Linked DNA regions of Homo sapiens: region 2 is linked to region 1. A link is an interaction called in ENCODE POLR2A ChIA-PET data of the cell type or tissue named here. Cell type or tissue: A673. All regions are shown on one strand. Each heading gives the region's core, and the rest is flanking DNA. Links, peaks and the distances in the headings are about the cores only.

Evidence for each region. ChIA-PET counts read pairs that join two places held together with the same protein. Peaks named below come from ENCODE experiments on the same cell type or tissue, not always from the same donor. Only the 100,000 strongest peaks of a DNase experiment are listed, where the experiment ranks them.
Region 2: POLR2A ChIA-PET joins it to region 1 with 5 read pairs; 2 of 35 experiments call an interaction of 5 or more read pairs at or near these places.

The regions. Positions count from the first base shown.
Region 1 is chr13:99,941,026-99,956,909 of GRCh38, reverse strand. All of the region lies in intron 1 of CLYBL-AS3 (CLYBL antisense RNA 3), which reads left to right. Among named protein-coding and RNA genes, the nearest start is that of CLYBL-AS3, 8.2 kb to the left of the region's middle. RefSeq lists enhancers at 1-665, 15,421-15,715. In A673, for the core only: no CTCF peak of the experiment used is centred there; a DNase peak (open chromatin) is centred at 6,989; H3K4me3 peaks cover 494 bases; H3K27ac peaks cover 1,448 bases.
Region 2 is chr13:99,788,226-99,804,109 of GRCh38, reverse strand. The region is part of intron 2 of CLYBL (citramalyl-CoA lyase); the gene reads right to left. All of the region lies in intron 1 of CLYBL-AS3 (CLYBL antisense RNA 3), which reads left to right. Among named protein-coding and RNA genes, the nearest start is that of CLYBL-AS1, 67 kb to the right of the region's middle. In A673, for the core only: no CTCF peak of the experiment used is centred there; DNase peaks (open chromatin) are centred at 5,129 and 7,699.

The sequences.
Region 1 (15,884 bases), core at 2,658-10,657:
ATGGGCGCTCTGGGGCGCCTCCAGCCTGACCTCCACCCGGGTTTAATAGTTTCATAGGAACTTCATTAAATCAATTACTTAGTGAGCACATCATCATTTATTTGTAATTAGCAGCGAGGAGCGCGTTCTCTCCCCCAGCCCGCGGCCCGGGTCCCAGCGGGGTTGACTAGTTGTGCAAGCACTTTTGTTTGCTCGAGTGTTGACTCCCGGCATTATTCGGCCCGGGTAATCTTTACGTCTCAATCTAGTATTCAGGGGGCGAAAGGAAAACAAACAGGGCGCAGGCCGGAGGCCAGCCCTTTGGTCCCAGCCGTCCCAGAACTCGGCCCTCGCTGGGCGTGCAGGGCGCACCTCTGCGGCCCCGGCTCCTCCCGGGAGGAATAGGCGAGAGCGCCACCGGGGCAGAGGGGCAGGAGCCAGCCCGGAGGGTCCAGAAGGAAAGTGGCGAAGGAAGAGGCGATGAAGGAGAGAAAGGAGAAAACCAGCAGCAGGAGCTCTGGGCCTGCAAAACGAGCACAAAAGGGGAACGTCCAGGCTCGCGCACGTGTGCGGGCGGCATTGGAGGGGGAATGCGCGTTGTGCGTGTGTGCAAGTGTATGTCCATGTGTGCATGTGTGTGTGCGCGCGCAGGAAGTGCGTGAAATCACATCCATTTCAGCTGCCCACGGCTGGGCGGAGAGGGGAGTGGGAGCAGGAGGTGCCGGCCTGGCGTGCGCGGAGGCAGCTCTCTGGGTGTCCGAGCTGCAAAAGTGCTTTAATTGGGGGGCTGCAGCCCCGGGCGCAGCTCCACTGCGGCCCACAAATTACGAGCGAGTGGTTAGCGAGGAGCGGGGAGTTGCTGAAAGCCGGGCCAGAACCTGCGCGTGCGGAGCGGCACGAGTAATGGCTCCGCAAGGAGTCGTGATTCCTTTCGAGTGTAATCATCTTTCCCCACACGCCGCAGCGCCGGCCAAATCTCGTTTACATCCAAGGAGTTGCGGCTAGCCGGGCCAGAAACGTGGGCGACACGCCCCTGCGTCCTTGCCCCGGCCCCGATTTCCGCTCCAAGCTGGAAGTCCTTCCAGCATAGGAAACGCTCAACTTCTGGGGCTATCCCAGCTCAGGAAATGGAGGAGGGCGGGGAGGCGAGGGGTCATTGATGAGCCGGCCTGGGTTCCCCCAGGAGCAGGAGAGTGTGAACAACTGTGAGGCGAGGAAAGGCCGTGGGGAAAAACGCTCCTCCAGAGGGCTTCCAGAAGAAACAGTGGCTCCTGGGGATCCTTGAGGTCAGTCTCTTAGACTCCCTGGGGCTGTGAGCTTCTGAGGACCGGGTCCTGAGTTTCTACCTTGGTTCTGGCGGCCAGGCCTGGCTGATCGGGGTCAATACTTGCAGGTAGGGAATGTGCGAAGGCGGTGGTTGCCTTGTGGATTTTCTAACCAGTGGTTTCAGTACAGATCGAATCAGTGTCTGGAGTGTTTGTTCTCTGGTGGGACTGAAGAGGGTTCTGTGGCCCTGTGGTGAGACAGGGTCCGTCCTGGAGCGGGGGTGGGGAGGCAGAGGGCTGGGGTGTGGCCCCCAGGCCTCTCTGGACAGCCCCAGACCTGGAGGCCGCTGGCTATGGCTGTGTCTGGGCGTACACCTGCGCGAGGGCGGTTGTACTCCCGGGAGTGGGAGCTTAGCTTGCTGGGGAGCCTGTCGCGAGCTCTCCTGAGGCCCCCAGTCTGGGGAGCCAACGCCGCCACAGTGCTCTGGGCTCTCAGGAGGGTGTCCTAAGCCTGCAGCTGTCTCACTCCCCCAGTCTTCTTGCTTCCACCTTTCCTCAGGTCTCACCATCAGACACCCATTCTGTTCCTCTCCCTAGCCTCCTTTTCTCAAAGTTGACTCCCGGGTCATTTGGCCTCTACCCCAGGGTCCTAGGTATCCTTTGCTTGCAGGACACAAGGATGAGAGAGGCAGGAGCAGCTAGGATCCTGTTTGAAAATAGGCTTTCTTGGCCTCGCGCGGTGGCTCACGCCTGTAATCCCAGCCCTTTGGGAAGCTGAGGCGGGAGGATCGCTTGAGGTCAGCACCAGCTTGGGCAACATGGTGAAACCCCATCTGTACAAACTATACAAAAATTAGCTGGGCCTGGTGGTGTGCGCCTGTCATTCCAGCTACTTGGGAGGCTGAGGCAGAAGAATCGTTTGAGCTAGGGAGGCGGAGGTTGCAGTGAGCGGAGATGGTGCCACTGCACTCCAGCCTGGGCGATAGGGCAAGACTCAGCCTAAAAAAAAAAAAGGTTTCCCTTCAGCCCCCGTCCCCAGCATGACAGAGCTCCCTGAGCTGCCCAGCTGCTGCTCACCCCGCCATGGTCTGAGAGTCTGGGTCAGCCTGAAAAACAGGAAATTGATCCGGATAAGGACCATCAACCAGCCGGTCAACAATCTGGGAGAAGCACCTTTTAAAATATAAAAAGTGGTTTGTAACTTTGCATACTCCTGTTCCCCCATCCCCAGTGAGTCTGTGCTGAAGAAGTTACAATGGTCAGGCTTCAGGAAGAATTACCAGGAAAAGGAAATCTTAAAGCATAAAGCCAAGTATGATTTTCTTAAAAATACCTGGGAGCCTAACATGATAAACACAAATACTCCTTTGAGTCTGTTGTGCACATTTCTGCTCCAGTGTACAGAATACTTGTGCATGTTAAATATATATTGATCAGACAGGTGCACACACACACACACACACACACACACACACACACAATTATAGCATGTCTAAATCCCACCTTGGAAATTATCAGACCTAGCCAAATTTAGGACAGTGTTGAAGGAAGCAAGACTGAGAAAAGCTACAATGAAAATAAAATTGAAATATTCACCCATGACTTGTCTCTCTACTCCTCCCCTCTCTCCCAGCTCCTACACCATTTAATAAAATAGCATCGTTTAGAGAAAGGAAGGCACGTCAGGAGACATTTTATGAGCTGGCAGAGAATTTGTTGAAGTGGTTGATTTAGAAAATCTGGATACTGACTGCGAAGTTTTCTTAGTGATATTCATATTATGCCTCTTTCTTCCCAATCCAAGTCCTAATAGCTTTTAAGTCATATCTGACTAGGTTCTGTTTATTAATCAGGCTCTGTTCTGATTCTGCCTTTATTGGGGTGCAGGCTCCTTGGCAGTCCCACCTGAGGTCCTCCTTGGATCAGTGGGAGCCCCGTGCTGTGTTCCTTGTGCCCTTTCAGGAGAACTCCCCATGCAGGGCGTATGGGACCCTTCCAGGGTCCTTGCCACTGGACTCATCAGTCTGAAAACTAACAGGATCATGCCCACAGACTGTCCTCCTCTCTCTGGGAGGGCTTGTCTTGTCACCAGTCATGAGTTTCATCCTCCTGACCTGGCGCAAAGAAGAACGTTTGGCACTGACATAAAAACCCATGCAGCGGGAGCCTGGAGTTTGTAGCAGGCTGATTTCGGATAATGACATGTATGGGACATTTCAGGGAGGGCCCAGGGGAGCCTTGGAATGGGAGGAACTATGCCAATGTTTGTCCCCTTTAAGGGGCGAGGGCAAAGGTTTGACTGCTCTGGTCGTTTCTTAAGTAAACTGACCCGAAAGAGCACGCATTAGAACAAACTGTGGCCTAGGGCAAGAGTCTGTTGTGTTCCTGACAGAAACTTCTGGGTGAGTCCTGGCCGCTGCTGGGCCACCGCTCTGTGTTCTCACAACCGGCAGCACAGCTGGTTCCCTGTTCATACCCGTGAGGGACAGAATCATGAGGTGATTCCAGGAGTCTCTTCTCAGGGAGAAAGAACACCTAGAGACACAGAGGCAAGTCCAGGAGAACCACTGCCCGTTAGCCAGTGCCACCCCTCCTTGGCCACTCCTCCTGCTATTTCCAGCCTTCAACGCCCAGATCCTTTATATCCACTCTGTAAAGCAGAGGGCTGGAGTGGTCCAGAGACAGGAATGTGTCTTCCAATAACATTAGTGTCTTTGGCCCCTGGCAAGATTGGAGTATTTATTTTTCTCCGACTCCTCCAATTGGAGTGATGCCAGTTAAGAAGGAAGCAGAAGCTGGGTGTGGTGGCTCATGCCTGTAATCCCAGCACTTTGGGAGGCCAAGGCCAGCAGATCGCTTTTTGTCAGGATTTCAAGACCAGCCTGGGCAACATGGCGAAACTGCCTCTCTGCTAAAAATACAAAAATTAGCTGGGTGTGGTGGTGCAAGCCTGTAGTCCCAGCTACTTGGGAGGCTGAGGCACGAGAATCATTTGAACTCAAGAAGCAGAGACTGCCGTGAGCCAAGATTGTGCCACTGCCCTCCAGCCTGGGTGACAGAACTAGATTTGATTTCAAAAAAAAAAGAAGCAGAGAAATTGCATAATGAAAAGTATAATATCCTGCTTGGCCCTTAAGTTTCTTTTGAGATTGGAATGAAGTTTTTAATAGGAAGGTTTCCTTGGCCCCATGACTGTCTGTGGAACGGCAGACACAAAACCTCTTAGGCTCAGCTGAGTAACAGCCTCCCTGGGAGCTGGGTGCTCTGAGGCCCTAGAAACAGAGCTGTGGGCCCTATTTTGGGGCACAGTAGAAGAGGACACAGGAAGTTGTAGAGAAGCCTAATATCCATTGCTCGCATGTTTTCCCCATCATTTAAAAAAAAACTGTGGTAAGGCCAGGCATGGTGGCTTACACCTGTAATCCCAGCACATTCGGAGGCCGAGGCAGGCAGATCAGATCACTTGAAGCCAGGAGTTTGAGACCAGCTTGGCCAACACGGTGAAAACCAGTCTCTACTAAAAATACAAAAAATTAGCTGGGTGTGGTGGTCTGCGCCTGTAGTCCCAGCTACTCGGGAGGCTGAGGCACAAGAATCGCTTGAACCCAGGAGGTGCAGGTTGCAGTGAGCTGAGATTGTGCCACTGCATTCCAGCCTGGACAACAGAGTGAGACTCTGTCTCAAAAAAGAAAAAAAATGTGGTAAAATGTATGTAACATAAAATTTACCATTTCAATCATTTTTAAGAGATGGGGTCTCACTGTGTTGCCCAGGCTGGCCTCCAACTCCTGGGCTCAAGTGATCCTCCTGCCTCAGCCTCCTGAGTAGCTGGGACTGCAGGTGTGAGCCACCACACCTGGCTTCAACTATTTTTAAGCATACAATTCAGTGGTATCGAGTACATTCCCATTCCCATGCAGTCATCACACCATTCATCTCTAGAATGTTTCAGTCTTCCCAAACTGAATCTTTGTATATGAAACAATAGTTCCTCATTTCTTCTCCCCTAGCTTCTGGCAATCTGCATTCAACTTTTTGTGTCTCTGAGTGTGACGACTCTAGGGATCTCATCTAAGTGGGATCATTCAGTACTTGTCCTTCTGTGCCTGGCTTATTTCACTCAGCGTAATGTCCTCAAGGTTCATCCCTGCTGTAGCATGCATTAGAACTTCATTCTTCGTTATGGCTGAGTAGTAGTCCACTGTGTGGATAGACCACATTTTGTAGATTCCTCCTGTTGTTGATGGACACAGGTTGTTTCCACCTTTTGGCTACTGTGAGTAGTGGTGCTGTGAACACTGGTGTGCTTACATGCTTTTATATGTACATGTGTACCTATATAATATACTTTTTATGAACCAATTTAAAACACTTTAAAGGGGAGCTCCAGCCATGGATTTAGACTATCAGCTTTCTCACTTGGCTGTGGCTTTCCGAGGTCAGCAAAGTGCAGCTAGAATTCAAGGGAGAGCCAAACCATTGTCTTCCAGTTTCATGGCCGTCCCATCTTTGTGTGTGTGTGTGTGTGTGTGTGTGTGTGTGTGTGTGTGTGTGTGTTCAGACCTACCCAGTGCTCCTGCTTCAGAGGAACTATTAACACATTGATATTATCAATAGCAGGCCGTGCCTGAGCCATTAGGGATTTATGAAAACATCTGAAACAAGTCGTTTCAAAGCACTGATTTGTTTTATAGTCAGTATTACATTTTATGACAGGCTCTTTTGCCAGCAAAATGAGCGCATAAGCATCATACACAGCTCAGGAGACGGAAACCGGTGCCCTGGGCTGCCCTGCAAATCTGTGCTCCGGATCCCTTGGGAAGCTTCTGCAATTCACGGACAACTACTGACCCTTTGCTGAAGGGTTGACCCCGAACTAGATAGGGTGTATGCCCACCCTTACATTTGTGGCAGTAGAAAAGCGACATCCACCCCCTTTCCCTTTTCTGTCATTTTTCTCAAACCGAGAACACAGTAAGAACACCAGTCAGTACCCAGCAGACCAAGGTCAAACATTTCCTGGCCACTTCTGCTGCTTTTTTTGTTCTGATTTTTTTTCTTTTTCCCTGATTTTCTGGAGTTTCATGGGGGCAAATTCCCGAGTTTTGGATAAAGTAGTCTCAACCCTCCTGGGAACGGTGGCGCCTAAGCAAAGGGACAGACAGGCCACTTGGGGAAGGTGGATGTATGATTCCCAGCAACCCAGTGACTGTCCTTCTCATTCAAACATCCCCCCACCCCCCAACCATAAGAGCAGGGAGAGGGACCACAGTGCTGTACAGGGTTTGTCGGGTCCGGGATTGGGCGGGGAGGCAGGCGCTCTTCCCTGGGATGGGAGATAGTTCCTTCTCAGTGTTCCCAGGGAGCAGGGTTTGTCATATTTTACAGCAGCTGTTTCACATTCCCCTACCTAGTTATTAGACACGAAAGGGAGTAAATTAAAATAGCAAAGTAAAAGGAAATAAAAGGCGTCTTTTCTTTCTGTAAAGAGACAACACCTAATTAAGAAATATTTGAATCCCACAAAAATGCAGACTCTCACGGGTGACATAAAACTTCTCCTTTTAAACCAGGAACAAACCCCAGAAAATTAGGGACAGGCCCAAGAGGTAGTCCTTTAAAACAAAATGCTCCTGCCTCTGGAGACTTTTGACTTTTTTTTCCCTTCCTTTTTTCCTCTTCTACAGTCCTGGGGGAGTATTAAACTCAAACGACTCCTTTGAGTTCAAGTTATCTGGGCTGTAGCCAGCCAAGCATACAGCCAGCCTCCTCCCCTCCTGCCACCAGCAGTGCTTGCTACAGCCCACAGCCTTGTTTTCTTCTCTCCCAGCCTCCTCCCCTCCCCAGCAGGAGCTTTTCAGCCCCCACTCACCACTGCACCACAGTTTCTTTCTTTTGTCCTCTCTGGACTCTACTTTTTTCCTAACACTTTCCCTAGCTCAGGCTAGTTCTCACCCACTCTGTCTTCCACTTTCTTCACCCCACAGAGCTGAGACACTGGGGCCTTCTTTCTTTTTCTCCTGGGCTCTTAATCGTGTTCTTGACCAGAAGATAGCAGAAGCTTTGGCCTTCTTCAGCTTGATTCCACCCTGGGTTCCAAATTCAGTCCTTCCCAGCCCTAGCTCTGCCCTTCCTCCCCTGGGTGTGGTCTCCTTATACACCAAAGGCTGCTTTGAGTGTTGGCACTCAGCCATTGTTGACCTTGACCTTTATACAGGAACGCTCTCCTGGGGCACCTGCAAGGAGTAAAACTTTTAAGTGTACAATTCACTGGTGTCGAGTACATTCACATTCCTGTGCAGTCATCACATCATCCGTCTCCACAACGTTTTCTTCTTCCCAAACAGAATCTTTGTACCCATGAAACGATAGTTCCTCATTTCTTCTCCCCTAGCCCCTGGCAATCTCCATTCAACTTTCTGTCTCTCTGAATGTGACTACTCTAGGGATCTCATCTAAGTGGGATTATATAGTATTTGTTCCTTTGTGTCTGGCTTATTTCACTCAGCATAATGTCCTCAAGGTTCATCCATGCTGTCGTATGCATCAGAACTTCATTCCTTGTTATGGCTGAGTAATATTCCACTGTGTGAATAATGAATCAATACATGTAAGGGGCGTGAAAGCCCATGGAGGTGAGAGGTGCTGACTTCTCAGGCAAGATATGGGCCTCCTACCTCATTTCTTCGGGGACCACACAATAGTTAGGACAGTGCTTTTTCTGTGAAAGTTGCTCGGTTCATTCAGAATCCCTTTAATTGTTGTTTCTAGGAGAGTATCACTCTTCTGCTTAGTTTTATAATTGGGAGGAAAGAAAGGAAAGCTGGGATGAGGCTAAGAAAATATGGAATGTCATACCTTGAAATAGCCACAAATTAAATAAATTCTTAGTGACAGCTCACCCCAATTTTGCCTCTCTGGGATTTTTTTTTCTTGGCTTTTGATGGCTTGAAAGTCCTGCAGAATTTTTCCCAACATCACAATGCAGAGGATGGAGCCAGGGTTTCCAGATTCCTGCTTATTAGACTAAACAGTGAAAGGAAATCATTTTTTCCATTCAATAAGTGAGGACAGGCTATTTTGTTGGCATTTCCTTTTGGGGATGGACCCTGCCTCTGGCTCTGCCTTTTTTACTTTTTTTTTGTTTTTGTTTTTGAGCCAAAGTCTTGCTCTGTCGCCCAGGCTGAAGTGCAGTGGCGTGCTCATGGCTCACTGTAGCCTTGACCTCCCGGGCTCAAGCGGTCCTCCTGCCTCAGCCTCCCAAGTAGCTGGGACCACAGGTGCACACCACCGTGTCTGACTAATTTTTTAAATTGTTTTTGTAAAGACGATGTCTCACTATGTTGCCTAGGCAAAGGTCTGTTCTTCCCTGACCTGCTGCAGAAACAGATGTGTGGCTGGCTCTGCCCAGGGCCAGGTCCCAGCCCTCAGCCACACTCCTGCCTTCTCTTCTCTGAAACGTGTAGGTAAAAAATAAGTTTCAAACTTCTCTAATTCCTTTCATCTATATTAAAAGGCATATCATATTTCTCTGAGTAAAGCCTTGGGTGGGATTTTTAGAAAAATGATCATAGTAATAATAATAATATGTTACATCGATGTTAGACCGACCTAACACTTTAAGGGGGGGCTTTCCTCTGCCTTATAGGATGTTTAGCAGTATCCCTGGCCCCTAGTGACTACATGCTAGCAACAGCTTCCTCCCTTCCAAACTGTGACAGTCAAAAATGTCTCCAGGCTGGGCATGGTGGCTCATGTCTGTAATTCCTGGGGAAGCCGAGGTGGGAGGATGGCTTCAGCCTGGTAGTTTGAGACCAGCCTGGGCAACATTGCAAGACCCCATCTCTACAAAAAAAATAGTCTCAGCTCCTTGGGAGGCTGAGGCAGGAGGATGGCTTGAGCTCAGGAGGTAGAGGCTGCAGTGAGCTGTGATCACACCACTACACACTAGCCTGGATGGCAGAATGAGATTCTGTCTCAAAAAAAAAAAAAAAAGAAAAGAAAAGAGAAAACATTTCTCCAGACATTGCCAGATGCCCTCTGTGAGGCAAAATCACCTCTGATTGAAAACCACTGAGTAAGGGGGCCAGAGGGATGGCCCATGTGGCCAGACCACAGGGAACAGGAGTGTGGTTCAAGATGAGGCTGAGAGATGGAGGCTGGACTGTGACCATATTGTGAGTTGAGATGTTATTTTAGGGCCAGGGAAAGCCACTGGAGGGGTTTAAGCTGGGGCATGAAATAATGTTATTTAATATTTGGAGGAGGGGTCTGGCTGTTGTGTGGGATGAGATTCGGGGCCGGATGTCCTGGGAGCAAGCCATTGCAGTGGTCCAGATGATGGGGGAATGGGGACGGAGAACAGCGCACAGGTCTGGGCCACGTTTTAGATGAGCAGGTGGCAGCGCTTGCTGAATACACAGGGAGAGGTGCGGTGGAGAAGGATGAAGGAAAGGACCCTGACCTGACTCCAGCACCTGGTGGCAGGAGCCGTGCCATGAGTAGGGGCAGGAGCCAATTTGGGACAGAAAGTTATTTATTTATGTGGAGGTGCCAGTTAGATGGGAGGATATAAAATTCTGGAGACCAGGAAGAGGTGAGGGCTGGAGGTGTAGGTTTGGAAGCTTTAGGGCATATTGGTTTTTATTGATATTTAAAACCATGAGTATTTAAACTCACATTACCTAGGGATATTCTGTGAGCCCACAAGAGAAGAAGCCCAGCAGAGAGTCCTGGAGGCATTTTAGCAGGAAGTGGAAGGACCAGAGAAAGATCCAGAGGAGCTGTCTGTGAGGCAGGAGATAAACTAGGGAAGGATGAGGTCATGGAAGTAAAAAATGTATCTGGAAGGCTGAGCGCTTCCTTGATGGGGGCCACAGAGTTTTCCAATGACACTGCTATGCATGGTTTGTGGACAGGTGAGGGTGGAAGGCTGATTGGGTGGGTGGGTGAAGTCAGGGACAGTAAAACCTGGACACTGTCCCAGAGGGCTGGGAAGGGGCAGAGCCCAAGTGGGAGACTGTGGGGAAGCAGATTGCAGGAGTTTTTTACAGGCAAGAGATGTGGGGCGTGTTTGTATGCTGGCCCTGGTCCGAGTGGCCTCCAAGGGGCAGGGGGAGGCAGAGAGAGCTGGAGAGGTTGACAGTGCTGGAGCAAAAGAGAACCACGTAGGAATCAAGTCCTTGAGCACGGTGGGATCAGAGCCCAAGTCAAGGGGCTAGGGTTAAAGATTTTTTTTTTTTTGTGGTAAAATATATATAACATGAAATTTGCATTTTGACTCTTTTTAAGTGTACACAATAGTGGCATTAATTACATTCACAATATAGTATGACCATATTGTGCTAGTTCCAACATCTTTTCATCACCCCAAACCCAAATACTCTGTAACCAGTAAGCAGCTGCCCCCTACCCCCTACTCCCACCACCTTGAAGGCCGGGGTTTTTTGTTTTTTGTTTTTTTGAGACAGGGTCTTGCTCTGTTCCCCAAGCTGGAGCACAGTGGCACAATCATAGCTCACTATAGCTCAGACTCCTAGGCTCAAGTGATCCTTCCACGTTGGCCTCCCACAGTGTTGGGATTATAGGTGTGAGCCACTGTGCCCGGCCTCAACGGGCTGGTTTTTTTTTAATAAGAGCAGGACATTTCATCCCGAATAGCAAGAGGGAGGGATAGACCAAGGCTGGAGGTAAGGGTGGGCTTGTAGCTTTGTGGATGGGAAGATGAGGGGGCTTCTGTGGGATTGCTCCAATGTTCTCACTGAAGGGTTGGGGGAAGAAAGAGATAAGGGTGTAGGAGGGAGACAGGAGAAAGGGTAAAATAGTCATCTGGAGAGTGGGAAAGTGAAAAAACTGAGGAAATATGTTAGTATTGATGGCCAGGGTCAATGGTCCACTTCCTATTTATATACCAGAATTTAAAATGAGACCAGCCAACAATGTTGAGTGTCTTTTTATTTTTTTATTTTATTTTATTTTATTTTATTTTATTTTATTTTATTTTATTTGTTTATTTTGAGACAGAGTCTTGCCCTGTTGCCCAGGCTGGAGTGCAATGGCATGATCTCAGCTCACTTCAACCTCCTCCTCCAGGGTTCAAGCGATTCTCCTGCCCCAGCCTCCCAAGTAGCTGGGATTATAGGTGTGCGCCACCATGTTCAGCTAAGTTTTTGTATCTTTAGTAGAGATGGGGTTTCACCATGTTGGCCAGGCTGGTATCGAACTCCTGACTTCGTGATCCGCCGGCCTTGGCCTCCCAAAGTGCTGGGATTACAGGCGTGAGCCACCGCGCCCAGCAAGTGTCTTTTTAAAAACTGTTTACAAATTGTGGCGAAATATACATAACATAAAATTTACCTTGTTTTTTTTTTCTTGAGACGGAGTCTCGCTCTGTCACCCAGAGGTTGGAGGGCAGTGGCTTGATCTTGGCTCACTGCAACCTCTGCCTCCTGGTTTCAAGAGATTCACCTGCCTCAGCCTCCTGAGTAGCTGAGATAACAGGGGTGTGCCACCACACTCGGCTAATTTTTGAATTTTGTTGTACAGACAGGGTTCACTATGTTGGCCAGGCTGGTCTCGAACTCCCGACCTCAGGTGATCCACCTGCCTCGGCCTCCCAAAGTGCTGGGATTACAGGTGTGAGCCACCGTGACCGGCCCTGAACCATTTTCAAACATACAGTTCAGTGGCATCAAGTACATTCTCATTGTTGTGCCACCATCACCACCATCCAGCTCCAGAACTTGTCCATCTTCCCAAACCAAAACTCTGTCTTCCTTAGACAATAGCATCAATTCTCCCTCCTGCAGCCCCTTGCAGCCACAGGTTGTTTTTCCCACCAGTGTTCAGGTGCAGACACGGAGTGGGTGATGGCTGAGTTACACAGGGTTGTCGAGGGAGGGGGCAGCAAGGGCGTCACGGGTGGTTGTGAGGTAGTGATTACAAGGGCGGATCATGGAACTCGGGCTCTGTAAGCAGGTGGAGGCAGGAAGAGGTGTGCAATGGTGTCTTTGGAGTCCAAAAAATGCTGATATCTTCATTCCTTTCCTTTCTCATGGTGCTGTAGATGGCAGGAGTCAAAACTCATTTTTTATTTATTCATTAATATGGTTTCCAATTGCTCTGACATCTCTGAAGAATGTTCTACAGAAGGACCCAAAACAGCCACTTGAGTCACCGGCATGGCTTCCTCCTACTACATGCCGTAGACCTGGGAAAACGTTATGGGTCCCTAGGATACCCACACAGTCTGCACCTAATTAGGTAAGAAAAGAGGCATATGGTGTTTTATATGGGGAAAGAGGTACATTTTCTATGAATAGCATAACTATGCGAACAGACAGGCTGACAGATGATTTCACTTTATCTCATCACACAATATGGGCATCCTCACTGTGTGAAAACCCCCAAAGCTTCAGAAACTTGCTAACGTCCTCCTTGCTTTCTGCATCTCAGTTCTTGCCTTTCTCTGCAGAACTGAAGTGGAGATGGGAAGCCTTCTCTCAACCGCTGTGAGCTCTCCACCCGGAAATGTCCTCTGGTGATTTTCATAGTCCCAAGCTGTTTTCTGCCTTATTGATGGAGTCATCTCTTCTTTATAGTATACTGCTTATTCTTTCTGGGGATTGTGTTTCCTGGTTTTGTCTACACATATATGTATATTCTTGGCCTATAAGTTCTGTTTCTGAAAGATGCACTTGCACTGTGTTACAGCCACACCTTTGAGAGAAATGCTGGTGGGGCTGGGTTTTGCAGCACAGATGCCCTTCATGAGGATGGAACAAGTTGCAGGGAATTTATTTTTTTTTTAATAATCGAAGAAGCTGGCCTGGCGCGGTGGCTCATGCCTGTAATTCCAGCACTTTGGGAAGCCGAGGAGGGTGGATCACCTGAGGTCAGGACTTCGAGACAAGCCTGGCCAACATGGCGAAACCCCGTCTCTACTAAAAATACAAAAATTAGCTGGGCATGGTGGTGGGCACCTGTAATTCCAGCTACTTGGGAGGCTGAGGCTGGAGAATCACTTGAACCTGGGAGGCAGGGTTGCAGTGAGCGGAAATCACACCATTGTACTCCAGCCTGGACAACAAGAGCGAAACTCCATCTCAAAAAAAAAAAAAAAAAAAAAAAAAAGGAAGAAGCTGAGGTGGATCACATCTTGGATTTACCAATTGATAGATAAGCCTAATATCACAAAGAGTTACTTCAGAAGACACAGGAGGTCATCAAGATGGAGATTTTTTTTTTTTTTTTTTAAAGACAGAGTCCTGCTCTGTCACCCAGGCTGGAGTGCAGTGGCATGATCTTGGTTCACTGCAACCTCCGCCTCCCGGGCTCATGCCAATCTCCTGCCTCAGCTTCCTGAGTAGCTGGGACTACAGGTGCCCGCCACTGTGCCTGGCTAATTTTTTGTATGTTTAGTAGAAATGGGGTTTCACCATGTTAGCCACGATGGTCTTGATCTCCTGACCTTGTGATCCACCCACCTCGGCCTCCCAAAGTGCTGGGATTACAGGTGTGAGCCATCGCGCCCAGCAAGATGGAGATTTTTTTAATGTTTTTTTTTCTTTTCTTTTTCCCTCCTGGACTCAAGTGATCCCCCCGCCTCAGCCCCCAAAATTTCTGGGATTACAGGCAGGAGCCACCGTGCCTGGCCTCTTAAATATTAATAGTTAGAGTGACCCCTTAGTGCTACCTTGAATTGTATATCAGCAATGCAGAACCTTCTGCCGTCATGATGATGTTCTATAAAGCACTGTCCAATATGGCAACCACAAGAATCCTCGCCCACTGAACTCTTGAAATGTAGCTAGTGCCACTGAGGCACTGGATTTTAAATTTTATTTAACTTGAATTTAAACGGTCACACGTGGCTAGTGGCTACCATACTGGACAGCTCAGCTTGCAGTAGGAAGTACCAACTCACTAATGAGCTACAGGCTTTCCAATTAATATTCTCTAATTTAAACATTGTTAGCACTGTTTAACAAGTTTAATTTGCTGGGCACGGTGGCTCACACCTGTAATCCCAGCACTTTGGGAGGCCGAGACTGGCGGATCACGAGGTCAGGAGATCGAGACCATTCTGGTTAACACGGCGAAACCCCGTCTCTACTAAAAATACAAAAAACTAGCCAGGTGTGGTGGCAGGCGCCTGTAGTCCCAGCTACTCGGGAGGCTAAGGCAGGAGAATGGTGTGAACCCGGGAGGCAGAGCTTGCAGTGAGCCGAGATCGCGCCACTGCATTCCATCCAGCCTGGGCGACAGAGCGAGACTCTGTCTCAAAAAAAAAAAAAAAAGTTTAATTCAATTAAACTTACTCAATATTTAAATTATTATATTGCCTTTGGCTGTATGTAATAGGCAGCTGAATAACCAGGGCTGTACGGGTGAGGGGTTTGTATTCCTCCCCTGGCAAGAAGCTTAGTGGCAGTTAGTGGAGGGCTGAGCCGGTGGGCTGGCGAGGCCTTGGGGAGCTCTTCTGGTTTCCAGCTCTGGTATTCATGGGAGTGGCTTGCAGCCTGATAGTTGTGAGATGGCTGCTGTACTTTCCAGCATCAACTTCCGGCAGGAAGGCAGGAAGAAAGGAGATGGAAAAAGAGCAAAGGGAAAACAAAAGGCTTCCCAAAGGCAAATGGTACAATTCCATGGCAGAGAATTTGGCAACATATAGTCCAGTCATATTTTATCATCACCCTTCAACCTGGCAATCCCACTTCTAGAAATCTATCCCCAGTGGTATCAGATAGGCATAAATACAAAATGGCTCATGCACAAAATTCTTCACTGTGGCATTATTTATGATCGTAAGACACTGGGAGTAACCCAAGTATTCGTCAACAAGGGACTGTTTGGATCATCTATAATATAGCTGCACAATCAGATACCGTGCAGCGAGGCCAGGTGCGTGGCTCACACCTGTAATCCCAGTGCCTGGGGAGGCTGAGGCTGGAGGATTACTTGAGCCCAGGAATTCTTCGAGACCAGCCAGAGGAACACGGTGGGACTATGAACGGGCGAAGAGTGAGACCCTGTCTCTAAAAACTAAAAAACCCCAAATACCGTGCAGTAAAAAAGAAATGAGGAGCACTGTGCATACAGGTATGGAGTGATCTCCAAGAGTCAAGAATATTAAGTAATAAAGAACAAGAACAACATGTAGAGATCTAGAGTATATAGCTGTACTGATAGGCAGCCTCATAGGTAAGAAAAGAAGGAAGGAAATAGACACACACACATTCGGTTGTATTTGCAAGGGAAACAAGCAGACAAAAAAGCAAATATTTGCCTTTAAGTGAAGCTGGAAGAGGAGGGAGACAGGTAGAAGGGATCGGGGGTGGGAAACGAGCCAACTGTGCACGTACCTCCTTTCGTACTTGGGACTTTGAAATGTGTGCTTTCCTGTTCAAAAACTGAAATAAAAGGCAGGGTGCAGTGGCTCACACCTGTAATCCCAGCACTTTGGGAATTGGGGCGGATTACTTAAGGCCAGGAGTTTGAGACCAGCCTGGCCAACATGGTGAAACCCCATCTGTACTAAAAATATGAAAAAAAAAAAATTAGCCGGTTGTAGTGACAAATGCCTGTAGTCCCAGCTACTCAGGAGGCTGAGTTGGGAGAATGACTTGAATCTGGGAGGAG
Region 2 (15,884 bases), core at 3,634-11,633, 150 kb after region 1:
GTTGATGGGGTCTGTCCTCACTCCACCCTCTGAAGCAGCACAGAACGATTCCACTCCCTTTTCTCTTTGAAGTCGTTTCTGTTTTCTGGTCGTCCTTTCTTCAGTATTAACATCCTCAGCATCTTCCGCTGTTTCTTGTTCTCTAGTTCATGGCTACGAGACCTGCACTCCAGCCTTCAGGTGTGGTTTGATCAGTACTCTCAACCTCTGTTAGCTGGACACTGTTCTCCAGTTAGGACTGCAGTCGAACCCCACTGTTAGTGTGACCGCGAATGTCTATCTGACTCCCATACTAGACGGTGAACTACCTGACAGTTCATGTGCAAAGGACCAGAGAGTTTACTGATTTCACTGTTGATCAATTCAACCCACTGGACCCCCCAGATCAACAAGTGAACCATCTCCTAAATGGAAAAGAAACAACATTGGTTGTGTTTTAGGCACTCTGGTAAGTGTTTTACATACATATTTTCTTTGTTCCACACATCAACCCCAGGTGAGAAGTATTACTTTCTCCATTACACATATTAGGAAAGTCAGGTCAGTTCACACTGCTAAGAAGAATCAAATCCAATGTATTGGACACCAAAGCCCATAGGCTTTCCACTGCAGTTCCTTTTCAGTTAGGATACATTGGGCTGGAAGATTGGAAACCCAAATTCAGACTGGCTTAATTAAACACTAACGACATTTATGTGACAACATCCAGCGATGGGCTGGTGAAGCCAGCAGCTGAGCAGTGTCATCAAGGATGCCCATTCATTCTCTACTTACTCTCCAACCCACAATGTTGCCTTTGTTCTAGGGCAAGCTATCCTTAGTGACTGTAGCAACACATCCTTTTGTCATTGTTAGCAGAAAGGAAAGACTGATTTGCCATGGCCTTCTCTTAAGAGGAAAGAAAACCTTCCTAGAAACCTTCAGCCGGCCACTCCACATCTGTCACTGGTGATGAAAAGTCAGGGCTGGCAAGGAGGGCTGAATTACCCCTTGTTGGTCTAGTCAGACTTAGCCCTTGAGTTTGGATGAGTTACCGATTTGCTTGGTTACAGAGAAGTGGGATAGATCTTGAGAGTCCACCACAATCATGCCATTCCCACCTCCACTAAGAGTAATGAAGTGGCACATGCTGGGAAAGTGTTGGGTGCTGGCAATATACACCCAATCCCTGCCTGCAGAGTGTCCAGTCTAGTGTGAACGGTAAGCGCTGTACGTGTATTTGAGGTTTGATGCATGTTACAGAACAGAAAGTACATATAGCACATGTAGAATATACAGCCAGGAAGATAACTGAGTCTGAGTAGTCCTGGAAGGCCTCATGAGTTAAGATGTTCCCAGCAAGACCCAAGGATGCTGGGCAGAGGGAAGACCACACAAGCAGCTTGGAGTGCAGAATACACTGTCTATCTCTCACACTCCCATCTAAAGTCCTGGGGATGCCTTCCAGCCAGAGACCAGTCATTTATGGAGTCACTCATTCATACATGCATTCATTTCACAAATATTTACCTGCAGCAAGTGAGAACTTGTGTACTGCACTGGTGAGAGGGACTTAAGAAATGAGGTCTGTGAATGAGTGAAGCATTATAGCTCCCCCCTTTCCCATTAGCCATCCTATTGTTTATCTGAACTTCAACTAGAGTCTGGACCCCCCCAAAATAAGTGAATTTCAAACTAAATGTGCTACATTCTGCTATGTCTAAAGTTTGAGTGAAATTTAACAATAATAACCAAAAAAGAGTTTGGAATTATTAAATTAAAATGAGGTTTTAAGATTGCTATGGACTAAATATATCCCCCCCAAATTCTTACATGGAAGCCCTAATCCCCAATGTGATGGGGATGATTTCTTTCTTGGTCATGTGAGGATACAGAAAGAAGGCAGCCACTTGCAAACCAAGAAGAGAAAGCCCTCACTGGGAACTGGCCAGCACCTTGATCTTGGATGTACCAGCCTCCAGAACTGTAAGAAATAAATGTTTGTTCTTTAAGCCACCCAATCTACAGTGTTTTGTTACAGCAGCCCAAAGGGACTAAAAAAAAGATTCTAGGTAAATTTCAGTGATGTGTGTTTTTTTGTTTTTTTGTTTTTTGAGATGGAGTTTCACTCTTGTTGCCCAGGCTGGAGTGCAATGGTGCTATCTTGGCTCACTGCAACCTCCGCCTATCAGGTTCAAGAGATTCTCCTGCCTCGGTCTCCCGAGTAGCTGGGATTACAGGCATGCGCCACCATGCCTGGCTAATTTTGTATTTTTAGTAGAGAAGGGGCTTCTCCATGTTGGTCAGGCTGGTCTCGAACTCCTGACCTCAGGTGATCCGCCTGCCTCGGCCTCCCAAAGTCCTGGGATTACAGGTGTGAGCCACTGCACCCGGCCGTGTTTTCTTACTAGGTGTTTCTATCAACTGTCACATTACCTTCTTATAAACCTTAGCATACGCAGAAAGTGACAGTATTAACAAGAATAAAAACTGAAGGAGAAAAGGCACAAGCTGTTAGCCACACAGAATTTGGTAGACAAAGCATATAAACTCCCATTTTGCTTTTCCAAGAAATAGTCTATTTAACTTCAAGGAGAATTCTTTTTTTTCTATTACTTTCTTTTCCAAAACTTTTATCTCTTTCCAAATCAATAATTATCAGATGTCACATTCAGGCTGATAAAAAAAAAATCCAACTGTCTACTGAAATGGCAATAAAAGAATGCCTTGGAACAGTATGGTTCTTGCCATGAGGACACCTATTTTTTCATTTATTTTGGTGATGGGAACTGCACTTCAACATTAATGTGTAATTAATATTACAAACTGTATTTGATAAATATCAAAGTAATAAGAATAGGCAGGGGGAAAAGGGAAAACATTAAGCCTGCATTTAAAAGTCTTTAACAAACGTTCCTCACAGCTTGAGCTCAGATGCTTAGAGGCCAGGAGACTGGGGCACTCCAACAGGGACGTGTGGAGGGGGGGCACCTGGTGACAGTTGCCAAGAGCAGCTCAAGGCCTATACTAAGGGCGACGGTGATGTTATTTAAGCCTCAGCTTCCCCTTCTGCCCTCACTTACACCCTCAGAGCTGCTCCTTCCCCTACTGGGGCTGCTCCTATGAAACTTTGTTCTTCAGGAAAGACTCAGATGATTTTATCCTATCAGTTAGGGTCTTCTGAAGCAAGGGGGCAGAAACCCAATTACGTTTTTTTTTTTTTGTTTTTTTTTTTTGTTGTTGTTGTTTTTTAATTTGAGACAGGGTCTCACTCTGCCGCCCAGGCTGGAGTTCAGTGGTGCAATCTTGGCTCACTGCAACCTCTGCCTCCTGGGCTCACGCGATTCTCCTGCCTCAGCCTCTTGAGTAGCTGGGACTAAAGGCATGCGCCACCATGCCAGGCTAATTTTTGTATTTTTAGCAGAGACGGAGTTTCACCATGTTGGCCAGGCTTGCCTCGAACTCCTGACCTCAGGTGATCCACCCACCTCGGCCTCCCAAAGTGCTGGGATTACAGGCGTGAGCTACCAAACCCGGCCAAACAATTATGTCTTAAGCCAAAAGGGATTGTATTGGCTCAGGTGAGCCTTTCCAGGCCAGGGATTTTGCTTCAGGGACTGCTGAAATCAGGCCCAAGCAGTATCCTCAGGACAGGATTTCTCTCCACCTCTCAGATCTGATTTCTGTAGGTGGCTTCATTTCTGGCTCCATTTGTTGGGGCCTGGACATATCAGCCTCTCCCAGGCACTGGTTGCAGCAGCAGCGCCAATCTCACCTCCTCAGGTAAAATTCAGAGAGAAATGAACTCTCCCTTAAATTTCTCCCCAAAAAGCCTGATATTCACTCTGATTGGACTGGCTGAAGTCATGTGGTCTGGCCTGAACCAATCATGGTGGCCAGTGGAATGCAGTGCACTGACTGGTTGGCCCTGAGCCCCAGACTCCACTGGGGCTGAAGCCACACCCAAACCATGTGGGTGAGAAGGAATTGGGAGGCAAGGTCTGAAGGAGGGAAAAATAGATGCCAGTGAGGGGAGGACGACAAACTGCACGTTCTTCTACATGCAGTCATGTTCCTCCCAGGAACATTTCCTTTTGGCAGGAGCCAAAGCCTTAAAATAAAAGAATCCCAACAGGATCCCTAATCATGGCATTTCCAGCGCTCTGTGGAGGAAGGCCACGCTCTGAATGGCTCAGCTTCCTCACACACCACACCGCTGCAGGCCCCTGGGTGGGTGCACGCGACATCTGACCTGTTCTCCCACATAAGCAGGCACACAACATGTGTGCTTCACGTGTAACCTGTACCAGAAAACCAGGGTGTTGACATGATTGATATCCACGTAATTAGCCACTTTGGTACATGTGATGGATCTGCACAGGATTATCTACCTCGATATCTATGTGATTGATCCCCATGTGATTATCTGCCATGTAGACACACCCTTCCCTGCTTCCAACACAATTACCTTCCTCCAGATAGATGAAATTGAAGCCCACATGATGACTTGCTCCAGATACACACATGATTGATGCCCATGCAATTATCTAACACAATAATATGCCAGTGATTGATGCCCATGTGATTATCTGCTAAGATGATACCCGTGCAAATGAAAATTGGCAAGTCCTGCAAGCTCTAATAATCACCCTCACCAGCATGTGAAAACCAATTGCTAAGACTTAAGAAAGGCTCTTCTTTAAAAAGGCCACTCATATACTATTAAGTGTGTGTGTATGTGTGTGTGTGTGTGAATGTGTGTATATCATGCAATATACGTGTATATATTTATATGTATGTGTATATATGTATATATGTGAGATATATCCATCTTTCTGAAGTGTTTGAAGTAAATATTTGAATAGGACTATAAAAATTAAATAAATGTCAAAGTTCTTTCCAGCTCTATAATTCTCAGATTCAAGAGTTTAATAATAACTGAAAAAGCATTACTGACTTCACAGAAAATAGCAGACATTTATTCAGCTTACTGCCCAGCCTCCACTGTCTTTCCCTTAAAAAGAAACGGTCTCTAAGAAATAGCATGTTTGGCCATTTCTCGTTTCCTTTTCCCAATTCGCTGTTCTTACTTTTGAGAAAAGCATGTAATATCCCCACACAATTTGATGATTTTCTTTGTTATTGTCAAAAAATGCTAATCCACGAAGAGTCCCTTCCTGGGTTATGTTAATTCAGCTGCCTGTGTTATAATAGGATTATGTTTCCCAGGATTTAAAAATCCCACTTGTTAACTACCAAATAGACTTCTACAGCAGCTATAAAAATCTAATTTAATCCCTATTGGCATTAACAAAATAGCTGAGGTACAATTTATGTCTAACTACACTTAACACCCTACAACCTCCAATAAATATATAACATTTCTTTTGAAGTTATAAAACGTAACTGTTCAGTGGGATAACTGGAGTCTCGTGGGTCCAATCATGCAATATCTCTAAGGCAAAACAAATGTTGTTTACATACGGTAAGGATTAAGGGGAAAGTTTGTTTAAACAGATTAATGGATGTTTACATGTATTAATACTCTCTTTTACATCATGCAAATTCCAATTAAAATGATCTTCATTTCTTTCACTGGAAAATAATTACAGAGGGAGCCAACTATTTGCTCTGTTACCATTTAGTTTAAGAATCTAATTAGGTTAGAATAAATTTCAGAACAGAACACTCACCAAACTTGAGGTAGGTGACTAATACCACATTTCACTTTACAAAGGGGGAAGGCACTTTTTGCTGAGTGAGTGAAGATGATGGAGGGGGAACGAGCCCAAACATGATCCCATGGGCCAAAGAGAGCAGTAAGCAGATTCTCTTTTGTCTTTTGGTCTTCATTCTTATATTACTATCTCTTCAAAAAATGGAATTGAGATGACATTAAAGGGCCTTCTGGGAATGTAAAATTTGAGCGCAGTGAAACAGAGACGTTTCTTCTCCTGCCTCTTCCCTCCCTCCTTCTTCAGATAGGTGACTATGGGGAAGCTTATGGTAAGCCAGATGGGAACAGAGAAACTCTGGCAAATATTGTTTCAAGATGAAGGAGAGGAAAACAAGGAGGCTGACATGTAACATATCAAAGAACATCCAGGCACTCAAGTTGAACATGAATCTCAGGGCAGTCCAACCTCTTTAAAGATGCAAATTGCAGTCAAACACAGAAAACAGTAGGGTTCTGTTTATCCTTTCACAAAGGGTGCAAACTGCTAATCAGGCTCCATTGCTGGGCTGGCCACTTTGTTTATCAATAAACAGGAAGACAGTTAGGCTATAATTTTCCTGCCTAGTACTGGTAGCCAAAAGGAAATGCTGGCAGCTTGGTAGTACTGAGTTCCAGTTGCATCAAAACCCAATTATTATTGTAATAATGTATGGGTGTTTGCAAGTTGCACAGGCGTGCTACACATGTCCACAAAATCACGTGGAACGTATTGGCAGAGAATGAGCTTGGTGATACATGGACTAAGGGGAGCTGTCAAAATAGGCCTGGTCCTCCAAGAGCTCAGCTGTGGAGTGTTGTTTAAACACACACACACACACACACACACACACACAAACAGCTAACATGGCAGACACAGAAATCTTTTATATATTAATACAACACAACAAAAACATGATTTGAATAAGATCAAACAACAAACAGGCAATAAACTCAGCTCCAAAACCAGAAATTTGACTGGAATATTTTCTAACTGCCACTGCAAGTTCTGTTAACATGGAATGCTTATACATCCTCTAAAAGAGACAGTTCAGAGTTATTTTCATGTCAGTGGAACTATCTTCCTGAGATACTATAAGATCTTAAATCTTAAATATACTGTAAGATCCCAAATCTAACATATAACAAAAATTCAGTCATACATGTATTTAGGCATTAAAATCGTTCAACTCATGACTTGAGTTCTTTCATTTCTGTCTCCACACATGCATCTATATGAGACTAAGATGCACTCTGAACTCTATATAACTCCCAAAGTGGGGCATGACAAATATAAAATAAAAAGGGACTATAATTTCTACAACATGGTGCTTCTATCAATGTTGAAATAATAGCAAATTAATAACAGCTACCATATATTGATCACATGTAACCCATTTATTCATAAAATATTTGCTGAATACCTACTATGACTATGTCTTGGGCACCCTGGTAAGCAATGGGGGATACGATGGCACCCTCTTCACAAAGCCAAGAGCCTACCAGGGAAGCAGGTATGAAGTAAGTCATAACATTAGGGTGTGGTGACTGACTAGATGGAGTAGGTGGGCTGCCCACTTTTGCTTGTACCCAACCAGTCTACACTACTGTGTCTGACTCTCCAAGATGCCACCCCACAGCAACCTGCCTGGCAACTTGAGATGGGGAACCTTGGCTCACTTCTGCTAGGATGATATTGGACAAGTGAAAATCCAGGAGGTTTTGTGTGGCTCTGTTAATAACCTTCATTAGCAAATGTGGTGATCAAAGTGCAGCTCTGCCTGGCTTCCTTGCTTATTAGCTGTGTGACCTTGGGCAAGTTTGTTAACCTCTCTGTATTCCACTTTCCTTATCTGTCATCTGTCAATGGGGAGAATAATAGCACCTCTTTCATAGAATTGCTATGAACATGAAATGAGTTAACCCATGCAGAGCACTTAGAAATAGTGCTAGCACACAGGAAGTACTCCCTAAATGTTCTCTGGAATCAATCTCAGATCATCTTCAGCACCATGGTCAGCTCCACAGCCTGGCCCTCTTAGGAAGGGGAGAGGCTGGAAGGAACTATGGTGGGGAACTGCCTTCAGTTTAGGAATGGGCCAAAATTCAAGGAGGCCACTGTCCTCCAGCCAAACCCAGGAAGGAGATGTGTTAGTGCCCACCCCACCTGTGGCCCTCAAAGTTGAAGGCTGATGGCATGCAGCATGTCTCCAGTGAAGCAGCCCAATCATGGCTGCCAGCACAGGGAGCCATGATGGCCCTGACCAGTAGAAGTTCCTAGGTCTGTTCTTCCTAATCCTCTTATGTCTTGACCACAAATTTGGGCTCTCATACCTACTTCAGGCTCCCTTTGCTCTGACTATGTGGAACAGTTTTTTTCCACTTACTGGCCCTCTCTACTTTGCTTTCCCCTGTGTACCTATCCATCCACAGCTCTAGGAAAGAGAAACTCTTGACAACATTCCACCCTGCCCCATGCCCTGCAGACCTGCACCAGTTGGGCCAGGTTATCAGCCTTCCCCTGCAAAATGGCAGGGGGCTTAGATGAAATGCTCAGCAGAATGCCTATTGGTGTTCAACCTTAGTTTCATTCTTCTACCCCTGGAGGCTCCAAGAATTCACCCTCCAATTCTTGAATAGTCTTTGGGAAACCAAAGACAAAGCTGGCCTTTTATCTCCGGCCAGCACCTGGCTCATCTTTCTCTCTAGGCTTTTGAGCTCTTTTGACAGATGTTTAGGGAGAGTTTTTGTTTTTTGTGTTTTTGAGACAGGTTCTCACTCTGTCACCCAGGCTGGAGTTTGGTGGCATGATCATGGCCCACTGCAGTCTCAACATCCTGGGCTCAAGCAATCTTCCCATCTCAGACTCCTGAGTAACTGGGACCACAAGCACATGCCACCATGCCTGGGTAATTTTTTTTTCTTTTGTAGAGGTGGGATCTCACTATGTTGCCCAGGCTGATCTTGAACTCCTGGCCTCAAGTGATCCTCCCTCCTCAGCCTCCCAAAGTGCTAGGATTACAGGTGTGAGCCACTATCCCTGGCCCTAGAAAAGTCTTTTTGGTTTAATTACCTGGAGTTAATCAATAACTTGCCCAAGAATATGCTGCTTCTTAGACTAGACTTGGCTGAGAATTCAGGGCCCAACTGTTAACTTTTGGAGGTTAATTTCTGACCAATAAATGGCTAACACAACTGCATTACATGGAGGAAATTGCAAAAACATATTTGAAATAGCACATTTTTAGTAGAAGGGCAGGCTGTGTCTTGAGTTAATTCCTGACTTGACATTTGCTCCTCACGAGCCACACTTTCCTCCTCTGTTATCAGCAAAACACCATGCGGCCTGCATAGCCGGTACAGAATAAGATTTAAACCACCACTACCACCATCCTGAGAAGCTTTGATATATTTAAAAATACATGGCAAAAGTATGATATTATTGCTGAACTCTGTCTCTAAATCAGAATACTAAATTATGACTTAAAATACACCCACTGATTTATTATTAAAAACATAGTATTTAGCCTGGGTGTGGTGGCTTACACCTATAATCCCAGCACTTTGGGAGGCCAAGACAGATGGATCACCTGAGGTCAGGAGTTCTAGATCAGCCTGGCCAACATGGTGAAATCCTGCCTCTACCAAAAATACAAAAATTAGCCAGGTGTGGTGGCACATGCCTGTAATCCCAACTACTCGGGAGGCTGAGGCATGAGAATTGGTTGAACTCAGACGGTGGAGGTTGTGGTGAGCCAAGACAGCACCACTGCACTCTAGCCTGGGTGACAGCATATGACTCCATCTCAAAATAATAATAATAATAATAATAATAAATGAAAATATAGTATTTAATACTGTTATAAATTGTGGCAAATGAAATTTTTAAAAACTGAAAAGAATACTATGTTTTGATATGAAGCATGTTCTCTGCATGATTTCACACTATCTTCTCTTTATTTTGGCAGTGGTTATATACACTTGAATCTTTTTTCTTGAGATGGAGTCTTGCTCTTGTCAGCCACGCTGGAGTGCAGTGGTGCAATCTTGGCTCACTGCAACCTCCACCTCCTGGGTTCAAGTGATCCTCCTGCCTCAGCCTCCCAGAAGCTGGGATTACAGGTGTGTGCCACCATGCCCACCTAATTTTTGTATTTTTAGTGCAGAGAGGGTTTCATCATGTTGGCCAGGCTGATCTCGAACTCCTGACCTCAGGTGATCTGCCTGCCTCGGCCTCCCAAAGTGCTGGGATTACAGGCATGAGCCACGGCGCCTGGCCACATATTTGATTCGTTAGTCACAGATTTAGCAAACCAAAACCTCTTAAATTTATTTTGTAAAAATCACCTGTGGTCCTGGTCCAACGGAGAGATTTTAATTAGTAGCTATATTTGGAATAAGTAACTTTAATGATTTTCACCATAGTCTCGAAGCTATTTCTTACTTCATATTAGAGGAAATGGATGCAGTTTCCACATTTATAAAGCTTTGAATCATTTAAGCTGCATTTTCTTTCTTTTTTTTTTTTTTAATCTTAATTTTGAGCTGGAGCTCAAAGATCTGTTTTATTGCCTAGGCCCGGGCTTTCTGTAGCCAGATATATCACATTATAGATCATACTCAGTCTTACTTAATTGGATTCCTAGGAATTGCAGGAAAAGAAATAACTGGCAATTTAAAGCCTGCATCTCTTTGAAAAGAGACTTTGCTGATCTCATTAAATGGAAATTGCTGACTATTATGACCCTAATAGAGATATTTGAATCCTTGCATTAAGAGGATGCCTGGTTTGAAGAATAAAACAATGAGAAAAAATTTTTTGTTGTTTTTTATTTATTTTTTAACAATTACTGTTCAAAAGGGGAAAGGTTATTTAAGGGTATGAAGAGATTAATAAAAGACTGAAAACACTTTACTACTTTTATAAAAACCTGGATAGGTTTTTATATCAGAACCTTTAAGGATCAAAAAGACCTTGCAGAGTTCCTAAGCACAGTTCAGCTTTCCACACTGTTCCAGAAAGACTCAGATATCCTAATTCCTATTGAAGACATCTCCTGAGCTCTTAAGTCTTTTAATAAAAGCAAGGCACCTGGGAGAGGAGCCTTCCCATCCTAATTTCACACCCCTATTGAAGAGGAGTTGGCTCCCCATGCCCCTGTATACATTTAATCATTCCCTGCACATTAGTTCACTGGCTCGCTGTGGGAAGTATACACCTAGCCACTCCACTAATTTATTTCAACAAAAGTGACAGCACTGAGGAATTTAAAAGTTAGCCAAATGGATTCGTGTATGTGTACGGTGTGTCTATGTAAGCATAAATGGGGCTTTAAGGTCTACGTACTTTGTGTGTGTGTGTGTGTGTGTGTGTGTGTGTGTGTTATGTATGCACATGTGCACAAGAAGAAGTATAAATGAGAGCACAAAGTAGAGAGAATATATATGCTCAGGTGGAAAGGACCCTCCATCTGTATGGCAATTAAAGTAATAATAATAAAGAGTACTAATAAATTAATAATAAAGACTAATAATAAGCCAATAACTTTGAATGATATTGGGCGTTTCTTTCTGAGCAACTCACACTGACAAATGGAGTGCCTCCCCGGTTCTGCAGTCTAACAGGTGACTACAGGAGGCCTTGCAGGAATTTCTGTTTGGGGAAGAGGCACTTAGGAAGGGGCTCACTGTGGGGGTCATAGCTGCACTCCCTTCTCTACAGCACAGCCTCCAGTTGTTCTCGCCTCCACAACCACTCACCTTCTTTTAGGCCTTGGCAGGAGAAGCATTCAAAGAGCATGGCCCAGTTGAGAAACTCCAGGGGTGGGGCGTAGGGTGGGGTGTGGGGTGGAGGGATTGCCAAAGCACTGACTGCCACTTAGAAGGCATTTGCCTTCCTCTGTGTTTCACCGAGGAAGGCAGCTGCAACAAGGCGGCCCTCCTGGTTGTCCTGAGTACTCTGCCACGTGGAGCAGCTGGCTGAGAAGAGAGCGGCTGCTCTGATCCCCACTCAACCAGGTGCTTCCCCTGCCCCCTCTACTGAGGGTGGCCAGCTCTCCCCAGACAATCCCAGCCCACCTGCAGCTGCCCTCCCATTCCTGTTTCCCACGGTGGGGAAGGGTCACTGTGTGTGGGTCTTGCTCAGTGTCCAGCCTCCAGCCCAGCTCCCACTTGCTCTGAACTGTCCTCAGCCAGATGGTGCTGCCTTCTCTGGACTTTTTCTTTTTCCCTTTCTTCCGAGAACTGCTCAAGTATCTGGCACAATAATGCAAAGTAAAAATCTATTGTTTAGCAGTTCAATAAAATGACTTATTTTTCTCTCTGGCTTCTGGAGGGAAAAAAAATAAGTAACATCTTTCTCAGATGGCTGTTTCCAGCCCCCTCATGTTAAGAAATCTATATAGGAGCTTAAGTGGAAAAGTGGCGTTTTTCTGGCATTAGAGTCTTTTCTTTGTCTACCATTGAGGGGGGAAGCTTAAAAAATAGCAAAATTGGCAAACTCCATGATATTTAGAGAGAAAACCTATCTGTCCCAATATATTACCCTGTGAGAGTCAGGACTCTAAGGTAATAATCAATACCAGTAAGTCTTGGCATTCTAAAGCAATCAATCACCAGAGACTTGAACTGATGCTCTCAGACACTTGTTTGGGAGCACGGTTAAGACAATGGCTATTTATGGATTTATCAAATGCTCACATAGCACTTATATGTGCTGGGCACAGCTCTCAGCACTTCACAAATGTCAGGCCCCTTTAATCTAATTCTGTGGGGTGGAATACTACTCTTACCATCCTTACTCTTATTTTACAGAAGAGGAAATGGAGGTACAAAGATGTGGAATTAATTTCCCCAAGGTCACATTGTTAGGACAAAATGTTATCAGAATCCAGACACAGGCACAAGCAATACGGCTCTAAAGTTCCTGACTATCAAATTATGCTCCTGTATGTTAAAGAGATACCTTAAGGGACATACTAATTACTCACTCTCTTAAATTTTCTAAGCTTTACCCTCTTTAAAAATGACACCGCTGTTTTTTGTTTGTTTTTTTTTTAAAAAAGACACTATTTATGTAGCATTTCAGAGTTTACAAAGGGCTTTTCTGTTTGAGCCTCACAGCTGGCCCTGTGGTGGGTGGTGTGTGTTTCATTATCACCAACCTCATGGGATAGATTAAAGAAACAGAGGCTCATGAGATTACAGGACTCAAATTCCCTGGCTAGCAAGTGTCAAAACTGGGAAATTTAAATGAGTTTTCTGTTGCCAAGCCCTCTACCCTTTCCACTAACTCAGACTGCTGGTATCAAATTAAGTTGCCCACAAGTGACATCCTAGAATATTAACTTAGATTCCCAAAAAAAGGCCTTCCTCAAATCACAATTCTTTGGTTTAGACTCCAAATAGATCTCTACTCTTTACAAGCCAAATTAGAAAAAAAATGAGATTATGTTCATATAAGTTGCTTCTATGCTTCAGAAGGAAGCCGTTTCTCAGGAGCCATTGGCGGATATGCCTCACCCCAACACAGAAACATACCTAGAAATGAAAAGTCATAGGATGTAGAAAACAGGACACTGATCACAAGGGAAAAGTGAAGGGAATCCCCAGAATGGTGGGGAAGGGAGAGTTCAGGATTCCAGTTGTGCCACTGCCTGAAGGACCAGCAGCCCAGACTTCAAGGGACTGGATGGTTCAGGGAGAGACTTCTCCAAGAAATGAACCGATAGAATACTGGATGCTTCTGAACATGCGAAGGGGAGATTCAGACAATTAGTCATGAAGTGGGTATTGACAGAAAACTAAGCCAGAGTCACCCATAAAGGGAAACCCATCAGACTAACAGTGGATCTCTCAGCAGTAACTCTACAAGCCAGAATAGAGTGGGGGCCAATATTCAACATTCTTAAAGAAAAGAATTTTCAACCCAGAATTTCACATCCAGCCAAACTTCACTTCCAAACTAAGTGAAGGAGAAATAAAATCCTTTACAGACAGGCAAATGCTGAGAGATTCTGTCACCACCAGGCCTGCCCTAAAAGAGCTCCTGAAGGAAGCACTAAACATGGAAAGGAACAACCGGTACCAGCCACTGCAAAAACATGACAAATTGTAAAGACCATTGAGGCTAGGAAGAAACTGCATCAACTAACAGGCAAAATAACCAGCTAACATCATAATGACAGGATCAAATTCACACATAACAATATTAACCTTAAATGTAAATGGGCTAAATGCTCCAATTAAAAGACACAGACTGGCAAATTGGATAAAGAGTCAAGACCCATCAGTGTGCTGTATTCAGGAGACCCATCTCACATGCAGAGACACACATAAGCTCAAAATAAAGGGATGGAGGAAGATCTACCAAGCAAATGGAAAACAAAAAAAGGCAGGGGTTGCAATCCTAGTCTTTGATAAAACAGACTTTAAACCAACAAAGATCAAAAGAGACAAAGAAGGCCATTACATAATGGTAAAGGGATCAATTTAATAAGAAGACTAACTATCTTAAATATATATGCACCCAATACAGGAGCACCCAGATTCATAAAGCAAGTCCTTAGAGATCTACAAAGAGACTTAGACTCCCATACAATAATAATAGGAGACTTTAACACCCCACAGTCAACATTAGACAGATCAACGAGACAGAAAGTTAACAAGGATATCCAGGAATTGAACTCAGCTCTGCAACAAGCGGACCTAATAGACATCTACAGAACTCTCCACCCCAAATCAACAGACTATACATTCTTCTCAGCACCACATCACACTTATTCCAAAATTGACCACATAGTTGGAAGTAAAGCACTCCTCAGCAAATGTCAAAGAACAGAAATTATAACAAACTGTCTCTCACACTACAGTGCAATCAAACTAGAACTCAGGATTAAGAAACTCACTCAAAACCACTCAACTACATGGAAACTGAACAACCTGCTCCTAAATGACTACTGGGTACATAACGAAATGAAGGCAGAAATAAAGATGTTCTTTGAAACCAATGAGAACAAAGATACAACATACCAGAATCTCTGGGACACATTTAAAGTAGTGTGTAGAGGGAAATTTATAGCACTAAATGCCCACAAGAGAAAGCAGGAAAGATCTAAAATTGACACCCTAACATCACAATTAAAAGAACTAGAGAAGCAAGAGCAAACAAACTCAAAAGCTAGCAGAAGGCAAGAAATAGCTAAGATCAAAGCAGAACTGAAGAAGACAGAGACACAAAAAACCCTTCAAAAAATCAATGAATCCACGAGCTGGTTTTTTGAAAAGATTAACAAAATTGATAGACCGCTAGCAAGACTAATAAGAAAAGAGAGAAGAATCAAATAGACGCAATAAAAAATGATAAAGGGGATATCACCACCGATCCCACAGAAATACAAACTACCATCAGAGAATACTATAAACATCTTTACATAAATAAACTAGAAAATCTAGAAGAAACGGATAAATTCCTGGACACATACACCCTCCCAAGACTAAACCAGGAAGAAGTTGAATCCCTCAATAGACCAATAACAGGCTCTGAAATTGAGGCAATAATTAATAGCTTACAAACCAAAAAAAGTCCAGGACCAGACGGATTCACAGCCAAACTCTACCAGAGGTACAAGGAGGAGCTGGTACCATTCCTTCTGAAGCTATTCCAATCAATAGAAAAAGAGAGAATCCTCCCTAACTCATTTTATGAGGCCAGCATCATCCTGATACCAAAGCCTGGCAGAGACACACACACAAAAATAGAACTTTAGACCAAAATCCCTGATGAACATCAGTGCAAAAATCCTTAATAAAATACTGGCAAACTGAATCCAGCAGCACATCAGAAAACTTATCCACCATGATCAAGTGGGCTTCATCCCTGGGATGCAAGGCTGGTTCAACATATGCAAATCAATAAAGGTAATCCAGCATATAAACAGAACCAAAGACAAAAACCACATGATTATCTCAATAGATGCAGAAAAGGCCTTTGACAAAATTCAACAGCCCTTCATGCTAAAAACTCTCAATAAATTAGGTATTGATGGGATGTATCTCAAAATAATAAGAGCTATTTATGACAAATCCACAGCCAGTATCATACTGAATGGGCAAAAACTGGAAGCATTCCCTTTGAAAACTGGCACAAGACAGGGATGCCCTCTCTCACCACTCCTATTCAACATAGTGTTGG